Regions from separate parts of the Homo sapiens genome. Here region 2 is linked to region 1. The links are chromatin contacts, found by Hi-C or POLR2A ChIA-PET in ENCODE. All regions are on one chromosome and are shown on one strand. The core of a region is the stretch at or near the end of the contact, and the rest is flanking DNA. Distances in the headings are between cores, read along the strand shown. Region 1 overlaps PIAS2 (protein inhibitor of activated STAT 2). Region 2 holds the start of LOXHD1 (lipoxygenase homology PLAT domains 1).

Region 1 (5,845 bases), core at 2,362-4,861:
GGCATGGTGGCTCATGCCTGTAATCCTAGCACTTTGGGAGGTGGCAGTATCACTTGAGCCCAGGAGTTCAGACCAGCCTGGGCAACATGGTGAAACCCTGTCTCTACAAGAAATACAGAAATTAGTGTCACCTACTCAGGAGGCTGAGGTGGGAGAATCACTTGAGCCTGGGAGGTCGAGGCTGCAGTGAGCTGTTGTGATCATGCTGCAGCACTCGAGACTGGGCAACAAAGCGAGACCCCATCTGAAAAAATATATATATTGGGTAAAGCAATATAAAAAGAATTTATAGTAGCCCAAAGACAGGGTGACCATAAGCTTTATCATTCCAAACTGGGGCATTTTTGAGAGTGAAAGTAAACATTACTAATAATTATTCTGAGATAAGAACATAAACTGAGGTAGTTATGGGTAAAGTGAGCTGTATAGTCATCCTGACCAAAAAATTACCAGATATATGAAAACAATTATGAAAAGTATTGGTAGACCCATTTGTAAAGAGCAGATGAACTAAGAGATGTAAGAAGAAAGAAAAGGAAATCTGTAGCATTTAATTTTCCAATTAAAAATATTTTTAAAAAGGCTGGGCGTGGTGGCTCATGCTTGTAATCCCAGCACTTTGGGAGGCTCTGGTGGGTGGATTACTTGAGTTCAGGAGTTCGAGACCAGCCTGGCCAACATGGCGAAACCCATCTCTACTAAAAATACAACAAATTAGCCGAGCATGGTGGCGGGCGCCTGTAATCCCTGCTACTCGGAAAGCTGAGGCAGGAGAATCACATTAACCCAGGAGGCAGAGGTTGCAGTGAGCCGAGATCGCACCACTGCACTCCAGCCTGGGCAACAAGAGTGAAACTCTATCTCAAAAGAATATATACATATATGTGTATATATATGTGTGTGTGTATATATATGTGTGTATATATATGTGTATATATGTGTATATATATGTATGTATATATGTATACACACACCTTTAGTGTTAACAAAACATTATTTATATGACTCTTTAAAGTTGCATTCTTAAAAGATTCAGCATGATAAAACTAAGGCTTCTGGGAGGTTAATGATTTTTGGGGGGCTGTAATGTTAAAAGCAGAGCAAGGAATTGAGTAAATTAGAGGTGTTTACTTCCTTTTCAGATATTAATTAGAACACTCTTTGAGATGATAGTAAGAGTTTTTCAAAAATAAGATTGTTGCAGTTAAGTAAGTTTGGGAAATTCTGTACTTAATTACATAATTTTTTTTTTGAGACAGAGTCTCGCTCTGTCATCCAGGCTGGAGTGAGTGCAGTAGCATGATCTTGGCTCACTGCAACCTCCACCTCCCGGTTTCAGGCGATTCTCCTGCCTCAGCCTCTTGAGTAGCTGTGACTACAGGCAGGTGCCGCCATACCTGGCTAATTTTTGTGTTTTTAGTAGAGACGGGGTTTCACCACGTTGGCCAGGGTTGTCTTGAACTCCTGGCCTCAAGTGATCCACCTGTTCGGCCTCCCAAAGTGCTGGGATTACAGGCGTGAGCCACCATGCCCGGCATAAAAACTTTATATTTTGTAGTAATTTTTATTTAGATAAAAATTATAGAAATAATACATATATTCTTTATCCCTGTTTCCTTTAATATTAAATCTTATATCACCATAGTACAATGATCAAAACCATGAAATCAACATTGGTACAGTACTATTAACTACAGACTTTATTCAGATTTCACCAGTTTTTTGGTCAATAAACGTCTTCTGTTCCTAGATACAATCCCAAATCACATTTAATTGTTGAGTCATCCTACTCTGCTTCAATCTGTTACAGTTTCTTAGTTTTTGTTTGTTTGTTTTTTGTCTTTCACAGCGTGACACTTTGAAGAGTACTGATCAGGTGTTTTGTAGACTCTTTCTGATTTGGGGGTACGGCTGATGTTTTACCATGATTAGATGGAGGTTGTGCATTTTTGGCAAGAATACCTCAAGTTATGTGCCCTTCTCAGGGTACCATATCAGGCAACATAATATTGATATCTTATTTTTGGTGATGTTAACCTTGATCACTTGGCTGATACTAGCTGCCAGGTATCTGCACTGTAAAGTTACTGTTTGTTCCTTTGTTGATAAATATTTTGCAAAGATAACTTTGCAACTAGGCACCTAGTATTCTGTTTTTCCTCAAACTTTTGCAGATTAATTCAGTGTTCACTCGTGAATCTTGGCTTTAGTGGTTACTTTAGCAAAAACATTCTTGTGTTCTGTTGTCCTTAATCTTTTTTACATTGAGATTATTTTATTTTTACAAGGAGGAGCTGTCTCCTTTTCTTTTCTTTCTTTCATTCATTCATTTTGTTTGTTTATTTTTTGAGACAAAGTCTCACTCCGTCGCCCAGGTTGGAGTGCAGTGGCACAATCTCGGCTCACTGTAACCTCTGCCTCCCAGGTTCAAGCGATTCTTCACCATGCCTGGCTAATTTTTGTATTTTTAGTAGAGAAAGGGTTTCACCATGTTGGTCAGGCTGGTCTTGAACTCTTGACCTCAGGTGATCCGCCTGCCTCGGCCTCCCAAAGTGTTGGGATTACAGGTGTGAGCCACCACACCCGGCCTTTTATTTTATTTTATTTTTGAGAGAAGGTCTTGCTCTGTTGCCCAGGCTGGAGTGCAGTGGTGGTGATCATGGCTTGTTGCAGCCTTGACCACCTGGGGTCAAATGATCCTCCCATCTCAGCCCCACAAGAAGCTAGGACTACAGGTGTACAACACCACACCTGGCTAATTTTTATGTTTTTTATAGAGATGGGGTCTCACAGTATTGCCTCGGCTAGTCTCAGACACCTGTGCTCAAGTGATCTTCCCTCCTTTGTCCCCCAAACTATTGGGTTTACAGGTATGGCTTTACAGATGTGAGCCAGCATTCCCAGCCCGTTTATTCGTTTATAACAGTGTGGACTCATGGGTGCTCTATGAGTTATATTCCAGTGTTACAGTAATTGATATGCTCAAATTGTTCTATCTTTGGCTATTAGAAGTTCTTTCAGGTTGGCTCCTATGCCCTTTTGATATACCTCTCTCCCTGAAACCCACTTTGAGCGCTCTTTAATTTCTTGCAACAAAAATGCTGAAGGCTTATCTTGTATTTTCTCTGCTGCAACTGTGGAATTGATCAGTTCTCCAGGGAGCCCTGGTTTCTCTCATTAGGCTTTATTTTGTAACACTACTTTCCAAAAAAAGTGATCTATTTGATCTAGCATATTGTACATTCTGGATTCGGATGATTGCTTCTTGTGTCATTTAACTACTTCTCTCCCCATGTTTCTCAAACTTTGCTGCATATTAGCATCAGCTGGGGAGATTTAGGAAATTCTCATACTCAGGTTTTATCCCACATCAGTTAAATTAGAATCTCAGGATTGAACCCAAACATGAGTGGTTTTTAAAGTTTCCCAGGTTTCTGGTATGCAGCCAACTTGAGAACCACAGCTGTGTTTCTAGCTCCCTCCCCTTTGCCTGTAGTGGTAGTAAGATCTAGACTAGACGCTTGAATACATTCTTGTCCAGGTTTTTTTGTTCTTTCTGTTACATCTTGTGAAGATTGAACATTGGATTCAGTTCTCTTTTTGGCTTTAGCGCTGCTCCTTCCATTTGGTACTAGTATATTTTTAACCATGCTCTCAGTTCCTCACACTGACTTCTTGTACCCATTTTAAGGGATCAATCTGGGATTCTCTTCTTGCTACTCTATGATAATATTCATTAATGTGCTTTGTTATTTTTATATGGGTGGCTGCAAAATTACCAACACCTCCCTCTAGACACCTTTTTCAGTGCCTCTCCTTTGACCTACAAGGGCATCAAGCACAACACATCTAAAATTGAGCTTGCCTTCCATCAAACCTGCTTATCTTTTGTTCTTTTATTCATTCATTTAGCACACATTTATTAACTGTCTACTATGGACCAGACAATATTCCAGGCACCAAAGATGCGAAGTTGAAAAACAGACTGGCCTCAAGGAGATTTTTGCTTAGTATATTTCCTTCTGCATTACTCGTTTCCTTAATGGCATTGGAATCTGCCTTGACAGAGGCCTCTTTGTGATAGGCCACTCTTCATTTACCACATCCTGTCTGTTTGCTGCACTTCATTGATTCTTTTTTTTTTTTTTTTTTTTTTTTTGAGACGGAGTCTCGCTCTGTCACCCAGGCTGGAGTGCAGTGGCGTGATCTTGGCTCACTGCAAGCTCTGACTCCCGAGTTCACGCCATTCTCCTGCCGCAGCCTCCTGAGTAGCTGGGACTACAGGCACCCACCACCACGCCTGGCTAATTTTTTGTATTTTTAGTAGATACAGGGTTTCACCATGTTAGCCAGGATGGTCTCGATCTCCTGACCTCATGATCCACCCGCTTCGGCCTCCCAAAGTGCTGGGATTATGGGCGTGAGCTACCGCGTCTGGCCCTTCATTGATTCTTTTATGTCATTCTGAATATTTAAAACTCAGCAAGGCAACTCTACCTTTGAGGGAGCTAGTATGGTCTTTAGAGTAATACTAAGTATAAAGTGAATTCTGAACCAACCACTTAGGTCCGTATGCCCCTAGACAGGTGACTAAACCTCACTTTCTCAGCATGCAAAATTGGAATAATGATCACCACCTCACTGGGTGGTTTGGGAGATTGATGCTATAACTTGCTCTGCCTCTTCTTGTCCTGGTGAGTAGCATGGCCATCTCTTCAGTTGCAGCATTCCAAAACCTGGATACCCTCCTAGAAACTCCCCTTCCCTTATCCTGCCTTCTCACATCTAGTCATTCATCAAGTCTTACCATTTTTTATGTGTGAATATCACTCAGTGGTATTTATGTTTAATAGCTTTCAGGCCCTCATTTGAAATTACTATTATTTTTTGAGCCAGGGTCTTGCTCTGTCACCCAGGCTGAAAGTACAGTGCCGCAATCAAGGCTCACTGCAGCCTTTAATGTCCGGGCTCAATTGATCCTCCCACCTTAGCCTTCTGACTAGCTGGGACTATAGGCATGTGCCACCATGCCTGGCTGATTTTTCTATTTTTTGCATAGATGGGGTCTTGCTGTGTTGCCCAGCCTGGTCCTGAACTCCACCTACCTCAGCCTTCCTAAATGTTGGGATTACAGGCGTGAGCCACTGCGCCCAGCTTCAAGCCCTTGTTTTTTGCCTCTTCAATTGTAATGGTCTCCTAATTATGAGATCTTTCCATTAGAAAGCTCCTACATATGATCTTTCTAAAGCCCATTCAGTTTTTTCTCTTTGATGCTTTAAACACACTCTAATGGTACCTCATAAAGTCCACACTCCATTGCCTGGCAGTTGTTTTCAACATCTTGCTCTGCTTTTTTTTTTTTTTAATCTTATCTCCTGTTACTCTTTTCTAACAACCTGTACTCTGACTAGGCTTTCCCATTTGTGTTTCCTAGGTTAACTATGGTGTTCACATCTTTGCACCTTTGCCGCCTTTTTTCTCTGTACTCTGCCTGGCAAACTTCTTGAGTCATGTTTCAAGGGCCAGTTCAATTCATACGTCCCCTGTGATGCCTTTCCAGATTTGCTTTAATGTGTCATTTGTCTCTCACTGTGCCATGTACTTATTTTCTGTTAAGGCATCATTGCATTTATTTCACTGCTTGCATTTGCAACCTTCTTAATGAAAGCAGCATTCTTCTACTCATTTTTATCACCTCACAACCCATTACAGTACCTAGCATATGGTAAATGCTTCTTTTGTATCTGATGGACCAGTATGTAAAACTTCCTAGAACAGTGATTGGCAGAAATGAATGTCAGAAGATGCCTTGGTCATTACTCATAATGTTTGTGAAGATATTTAG
Region 2 (5,845 bases), core at 1,928-4,427, 200 kb after region 1:
GCACCATAGGCGTGACCCAGACAGGCCATCACATGGAGATGGAAAGGCAGCAGATAAGGCCACTTCAGAGAGACAGGGTGGAGCCCATGTCCTGCTCCTGAGACCAAGCAATGCCTCTTCATGCTTCCTTGCAGACCATTCCCTCCCACTAGTCCAGCCCTTGGCAACCATAGGCTTCTTTTTTTTTTTTTTTCTCAGACAGGGTTTTGCTCTGTTGCCCAGGCTGGAGTGCAATGGCACAATCACAGCTTACTACAGCTTATTGCAATCTCCACCTCCCAGGCTCGAGTGATCCTCCAGCCTCAGCCTCTTGAGTAGCTGGGACTACAGGTCTGTGCCACCAGGTTTTAAATTTTTTGTAGAGACTGGATCTCCCTATGTTACTGCTAGTCCCAAACTCCTGGGCTCAAGCGATCCTCCTATCTTGGCTTTCCAAAGTGCTGAGATCACAGGTGTGAGCCACTGCACCCATCAGGCCTGTTTTCTGATCCTATAGTTTTACCTTTTAGAGAATGTTACATCAATGTAATCACACAGCATGTATTTTTTCTGACCGCTTTTCTGCACTTAGCGTAGTGCTTTCCAGAGGCATCCATGTTGTAGCATGTTTCCCGACTCCCTTCCTTTCTATTGTTGAGTATTATTGCCTGTACAGATGTACCTCAGTTTGTTTACCCACTGGCCAGGTGATGAATGCCTGAGTTGTGTCCAGTTTTTGGTTATGAATAAAGCTTCTATGAATATTTACATACAGATCTTGTGTGGATATCCTTTTTCATTTATCTTAGGTAAATACCAAGGAGTGGAATTTCTGGGTTGCATGGGAAGTATTTGCTTTGCTTTATTTTCCAAAGTGGCTGCACCATTTTACACTCCAACTAGCAGTATGAGAGTTCTGGCTGCTCATGTCCCTATGAACTCTTGGTATTTGTGAGGGTTAATTTTTGGTGTCAACATGACTGGTTGTGCCCTCAATGTGGGTGGGCACCATGCAATCGGCTGGGGGCCCCGACAGAACAAAGAGGCAAAGGAAAGGTGAATGTTTTATCTCTCTCCTGGAGCTGGGACACCCTTCTTCTCCTGTCCTTGGGCATCAGAACTCTAGGTTCTCCAGTCTTTGGACTCTGGGACTTGCTCCATCACCCGCTCACCACCAGGTTCTCAGGTTTTGGGCCTGAGACTGAGAATTACACCACGGGTTTCCCAGGTTCCCAGGCCTTCAGACTTGGACCCACCACACTACCAGCCTTCCTACGTCTCCAACGTGCAGACTGCCTGTTGTGGGACTTCTCGGCATCCATAATCCCATGAGTCAACGCCCCTAGTAAGCCTCCTGTCATATATCTACTGATCTGTATATCCTAGTGGTTCTGTCTGTCTGGAGAACCTTGAAATAATACAGAAATAATATAGAATTATTTCCCTGACCTCCTAGCCAGTGTGTTCCAGTACCATGGGATTCTCTAAAAATATTTTGATTTCAGCTTTTAAAGTTCTAAGAAACAGCCGGGCGCGGTGGCTCACGCCTGTAATCCCAGCACTTTGTGAGACCGAGGTGGGCAGATCTCGAGGTCAGGAGTTCGAGACCAGCCTGACTAACATGGTGAAACCCTGTCTCTACTAAAAATACAAAAATTAGCTGGGCATGGTGGCGTATGCCTGTAATCCCAGCTACTCGGGAGGCTGAGGCAGGAGAATCACTTGAACCCGGGAGGCGGAGGTTGCAGTGAGCCGAGATCACACCACTGCACTCCAGCCTGGGCGACAGAGGGAGACTCCGTCTCAAAAAAAATTCTAAGAAACGTTTTATTATCTTTTCCCTGAATGGGTACTCGTGTAAAATGAGTTTTCTTAGTAGATTCCTAGAGATCCTTAAGGAAGGTCTCTTCCTGAAGAATCCAGGTGTGTAAACCACATATTGCCAGAAGGGGGCGCGCGCCACCCACCATTAAACTTCACTCCTGGTCCTCAGAGGACTTTGAGCTGCTTCAAGGGCGGCCCCTCAGCTGAATAGGGGAAGAGGGGAGGTTGATCTTTCCTGGGTAGGAACGTTCGGGGTTAGAGATGCCTCCCCCTAGTGGAAGATTTGGATGGCTCCAAAGAGCAGGGCAGGACCAAAGCTGCCCCAGGCTGCCGGGGAGGCCTGTGAGTGCCGACTGCTCCTCAGGCGTCCGCTCCAAATCCTCTCTTCCTCTCCACCTGAAATTCCCCTTTAGAGTCACTATTTTGGCTTAGAGGACAAAATCACACGTGTTGCTTCTAGAGGACTCCTGTTAGCACACCTAAGTTACCTGAGAAGCGATTCAGGGACCCTCAACATGGCTGCACATGAAAGTCACCAGGAGCTTTAAAAACTGGGGCCCAAGCTGCGTCCCAAACCAAGCAAATCAGAATCCTTGGGGATGGGACCCACGCATTAGCGTTCAACACCTCTCTGGGGGCTTCTGGTGTGCAGCCCGGGCTGTGCGCCCTGGGGTAGGAGCTTGCTGATGCCCTCCCGTGAGTCCAGGTGGTGAGCTGATCTAGTTAGTGAGTTCACCTGGGAGGGCATCGGCTACGATGATGTTTAAACTTTAGTGCATATAAAGCTCACCTGGCAGGGGGAGCGGGGAGAGTTTTCTGGTGCCCTAGCTTTCCTCGTGCCCAGAGGCCACTTCCGGAAGCCCGCAGTCTTGATGAGATGGAAGCAGAGAGAGAGAACGAGAAGGATCCAGCGAGAACCCCGCCTGCTCCGTAAGACGATCAGAGGTCATGAATAATGGAGAGAAACGGGGGCCTTTGAGTCCTGGGAGCCTGGCTGATTCCGGGGCCCCGCCTTCCTCAGGAGGGTCCCGTGTGGGCTGTAAGGCTTGGGAGATCTCCTGGGTGAGGAGCCCTCACCTGTCCCTGGGGTGGCCTGGAGGGATCCCAGGTGACCCCCTGGCTGTGAGGCCAGGTGGGAAATGGACTTCAAGGGCTCCGTGTCACCTGATTCTCCATAGGGAGGAGAGAGGGCTGGTGGGGAGGGGAGAGAGGAAGGAAGTCAGCCTGCCCTCAGCGCCATGAATAAGTGATGAGGCCCAAAGAGAAGCCCCGGGGCAGGTACAGAGGAGGAGGAGGTGGCTCACCAGAGGGTGGTGGGAGGGGACAGGGACAGGAGGTTCAGAGATAAGGCACTGAGGTTCAGCTCAGGAGCCAGAGAAGGCAGAGGGAACAGCACCTTGGGCACGGGGAAGCCAAGAAAACGGGGCACTCTGGCCCACCCAGGCCTGAGCTATAGGAGGGCCGTGGGCGCCAGAGCTCAGGGAGGAGGTCTCAGGTTCCCGCAGGTGTGAGGAGGCGGCACAGTGAGCCTGCGAGCGCTGGGAGAAGGCAGCCGACAGAATGATGCCCCAGAAGAAAAGGCGGAGGAAGAAGGACATCGACTTCCTGGCCCTGTACGAAGCGGAGCTGCTGAACTACGCCTCGGAGGACGACGAGGGGGAGCTGGAACACGAGTACTACAAGGCCAGAGGTGCGGGGTCCCAGCCTGCGGGGGGCGGGTGGTGCAGCTGGCTGCGGTGGGCAGGGGTCTGTTCCTGTCTATGGGGAGTCATTCTAAGATTTCGGAGCAAGCCCTTCCTCACTGATTATCCCATGTGTCTGTTCCATATCCCCTCGGAGTAAGAAGGCAGGCATTATGCAGGGATGGTGGGGTCCCTGTTGTACAGACAGGTGGAGCAACTTGCCTTTAGCCCCCGATTCTCAGTGGAACAGAATAGACTAGAGCCACAGTGCCCCCATGGCCCCATGTTCTCCAGCTCCTGAACATCCCCAAAGCCACGTTCCAGTCTGGTCCCCGAGTAGGTGGTCTGCATCAGGCAGAGCGCCCTGAACTGCTGGGGTCATGAAAGGATGTCTTGGGGAGGAAGCCTGACAGCTCATCCTATGCCCACTGTGGTTGATGGAGACAGGGAGCCTGGGGCTTTGCAAGGAGATGTCCATCCCATATGTCGAAGGCGGCCGGTGCTCTGGACCCCAGGGCCTTGTCCTTCTAGTCTCATCTTTCCCTGGGCCACATGAGACCTGCTTGAAATTGCTCTAACTCCTTGCCAGGTAAACCAAAGAAGTGAACTGTGACCCTAGAGCTGGTTTTGGCCAGCAGAGTTTAAGTTGTTTTTTTCCTTTCCAGCGTTTTGAAATCCTTTTTTCTGTGAATGCCAATAGGCTGTGGACGTCCAGCTTATCACAGTCTCCACCACTCCCTGTCATCTCATACTAGGTCTGGTTTACTCATCAGTGCTGCCTGCCTAGTCTCTGAAGCCATTTAAATTCTCAATGCTGACTCCAAAGTGGCTCACCAGTCCCCGTAAGCGCCATAGTCATCCATGCATTCACTCATTCATTCATTCAGCAAGTATTTATTGAATGTGTGCTCTGTGCCTGCCCATGGCCTTGTTTGTCTTCCCCTTTCTCCCTCTTCCTGTCCTCACTCTGAAAGCCCAGTTCTGATCCCATCTCTTCCATGAAGCCCTCCTTGATTCCAGTCCACCATGAGTTCCCTGATTACATCCAATTCATAATTGTTCCATTGTTTCCTGCAAAGCTTGTCCAGCTGTGTCCGGCTTGCAGCCACAGTCACCCTAAACTCCGTGAGGGTGGGGCCTTGCTGTACTTGTCTTTAGTCCTCATCATTCAGCCCCTGCACAGTCCTGGGCTTAGAGGAGGTAGTCTCAGCTGAGATCAGGAAGGCTGTGGCCCCTTTCCAGGTACAGAATCCTGGGTACCTCCAAGGGTAGAAGGGGGGGCTGTAGTAGGAGGAAGTGGGCCCAGGAAAAAGGAAGCATCCGCCACCTTCTAACAGTACATGTGCCTCAAGCTCTGACCCTCTTGTGAGGGGAGGGGCTGGGAGGTGAGACATCAGGGCAGCATCCCCACCATGTGTGCTTGGCTTCCCAGGTGATTCTCCCCAGCCACGTGACTGTTGGTGAGATCATTCTAGAACCTCTCACAGCCAGCAGCACACTGTTGACTTCTGTTTACGGGCTCTGCATGCCTCAGTGTGGCCATAATGATCGTTCTCCTTTTTATCCTTTCAGAAGCCTTTTTACTAATGTTCTCATGTTTGATCCTTAAGATCCCTGAGCACAGTCAAGGCAGGCGGATCAGCACCACTTCACAAGTTAAAGACTGAGGCCCTGAGACATTAAGTGACTTGAGCAAGGTCACAAACAGGATGGACAACAAGAACCTCAAATATCTTTTTCGAGGCAAGCGCCCCATTTCATCTCATGATGCTGCCAAATAGGATCATGCACCATGCACCAGGCACTGAGTTAAGCACTTTATTCATGTTAACTAATTTCATCTTCATGATGACACATTGCAGCAGATGTGTTATCCTTTTTTTTCAGATGAGGAATCTGAAGCACAGAGAAGTTAAGTAACTTGCCCAAGATCACACAGCTAGCAAATAGCAGAGTTAGGATTTGAATCCAGCTGGTCTGGCTGGTCCTTGGTCTTGTACTGCCCGATTTTGACTGTGGTAAAAATAGCTGGAGAAGAGCAAGTGGAGGTGGGTGCCACGCTGACATTTCTAAGGGAACCATGGATTCTCCTGTCTGTTGCAGGGTACTGCCTATAAATGTGGATGATGCTAACGGTGGTCACATGCTGAGCTCCAGCTGTACTGTCATTGTCACCCTCTCAGTGCTAGAACAACGGTTCCCCCACTTCCTTTGAACTCTGGGCTCTGGTGTTACGTGGAGAGTCTTGATGAGTGTGATGGGGAGGAAGAAGGAGGGAAGAAAAGCCTAGGTGTTCCTTCTCTCTTCTTAGGCTACCTTCTGGCTACCCTGGGATTCCCCAATAACCAGAGGGAGGAGAG

The links. Hi-C counts contacts between places; a loop is a spot of excess contacts on that map. ChIA-PET counts read pairs that join two places held with the same protein, here RNA polymerase II (POLR2A). Pooled maps may share reads with other maps.
Region 2: a map of dorsolateral prefrontal cortex shows a loop between it and region 1 (4-fold over the local background). The contact joins the promoter of LOXHD1 here to the enhancer-like site in region 1. A Hi-C loop is called at or near these places in 2 of 168 maps with a recorded cell type or tissue (dorsolateral prefrontal cortex and posterior cingulate gyrus), 1 of 37 single-sample maps with no recorded cell type and 7 of 50 pooled maps. POLR2A ChIA-PET finds 5 or more read pairs at or near these places in 1 of 52 experiments (GM12878).

Annotation. Positions count from the first base shown.
Region 1 is chr18:46,857,742-46,863,586 of GRCh38, reverse strand. All of the region lies in intron 3 of PIAS2 (protein inhibitor of activated STAT 2), which reads left to right. Among named protein-coding and RNA genes, the nearest start is that of PIAS2, 57 kb to the left of the region's middle. RefSeq lists an enhancer at 3,830-3,899. Within about 2 kb of position 3,611, at least 2 of the 41 ENCODE cell types and tissues checked have a DNase peak (open chromatin) inside an H3K27ac peak, as active enhancers do; they include GM12878, where a contact is called at or near this core.
Region 2 is chr18:46,654,552-46,660,396 of GRCh38, reverse strand. It overlaps LOXHD1 (lipoxygenase homology PLAT domains 1), which reads left to right and starts at 3,177. Exons shown (of 41, transcript NM_001384474.1): 1 at 3,177-3,493. The coding sequence starts at 3,364. It overlaps LOC105372096 (a long non-coding RNA gene), which reads left to right. Exons shown (of 3, transcript XR_935430.4): 3 at 1-197. RefSeq lists enhancers at 2,120-2,169, 1,980-2,929.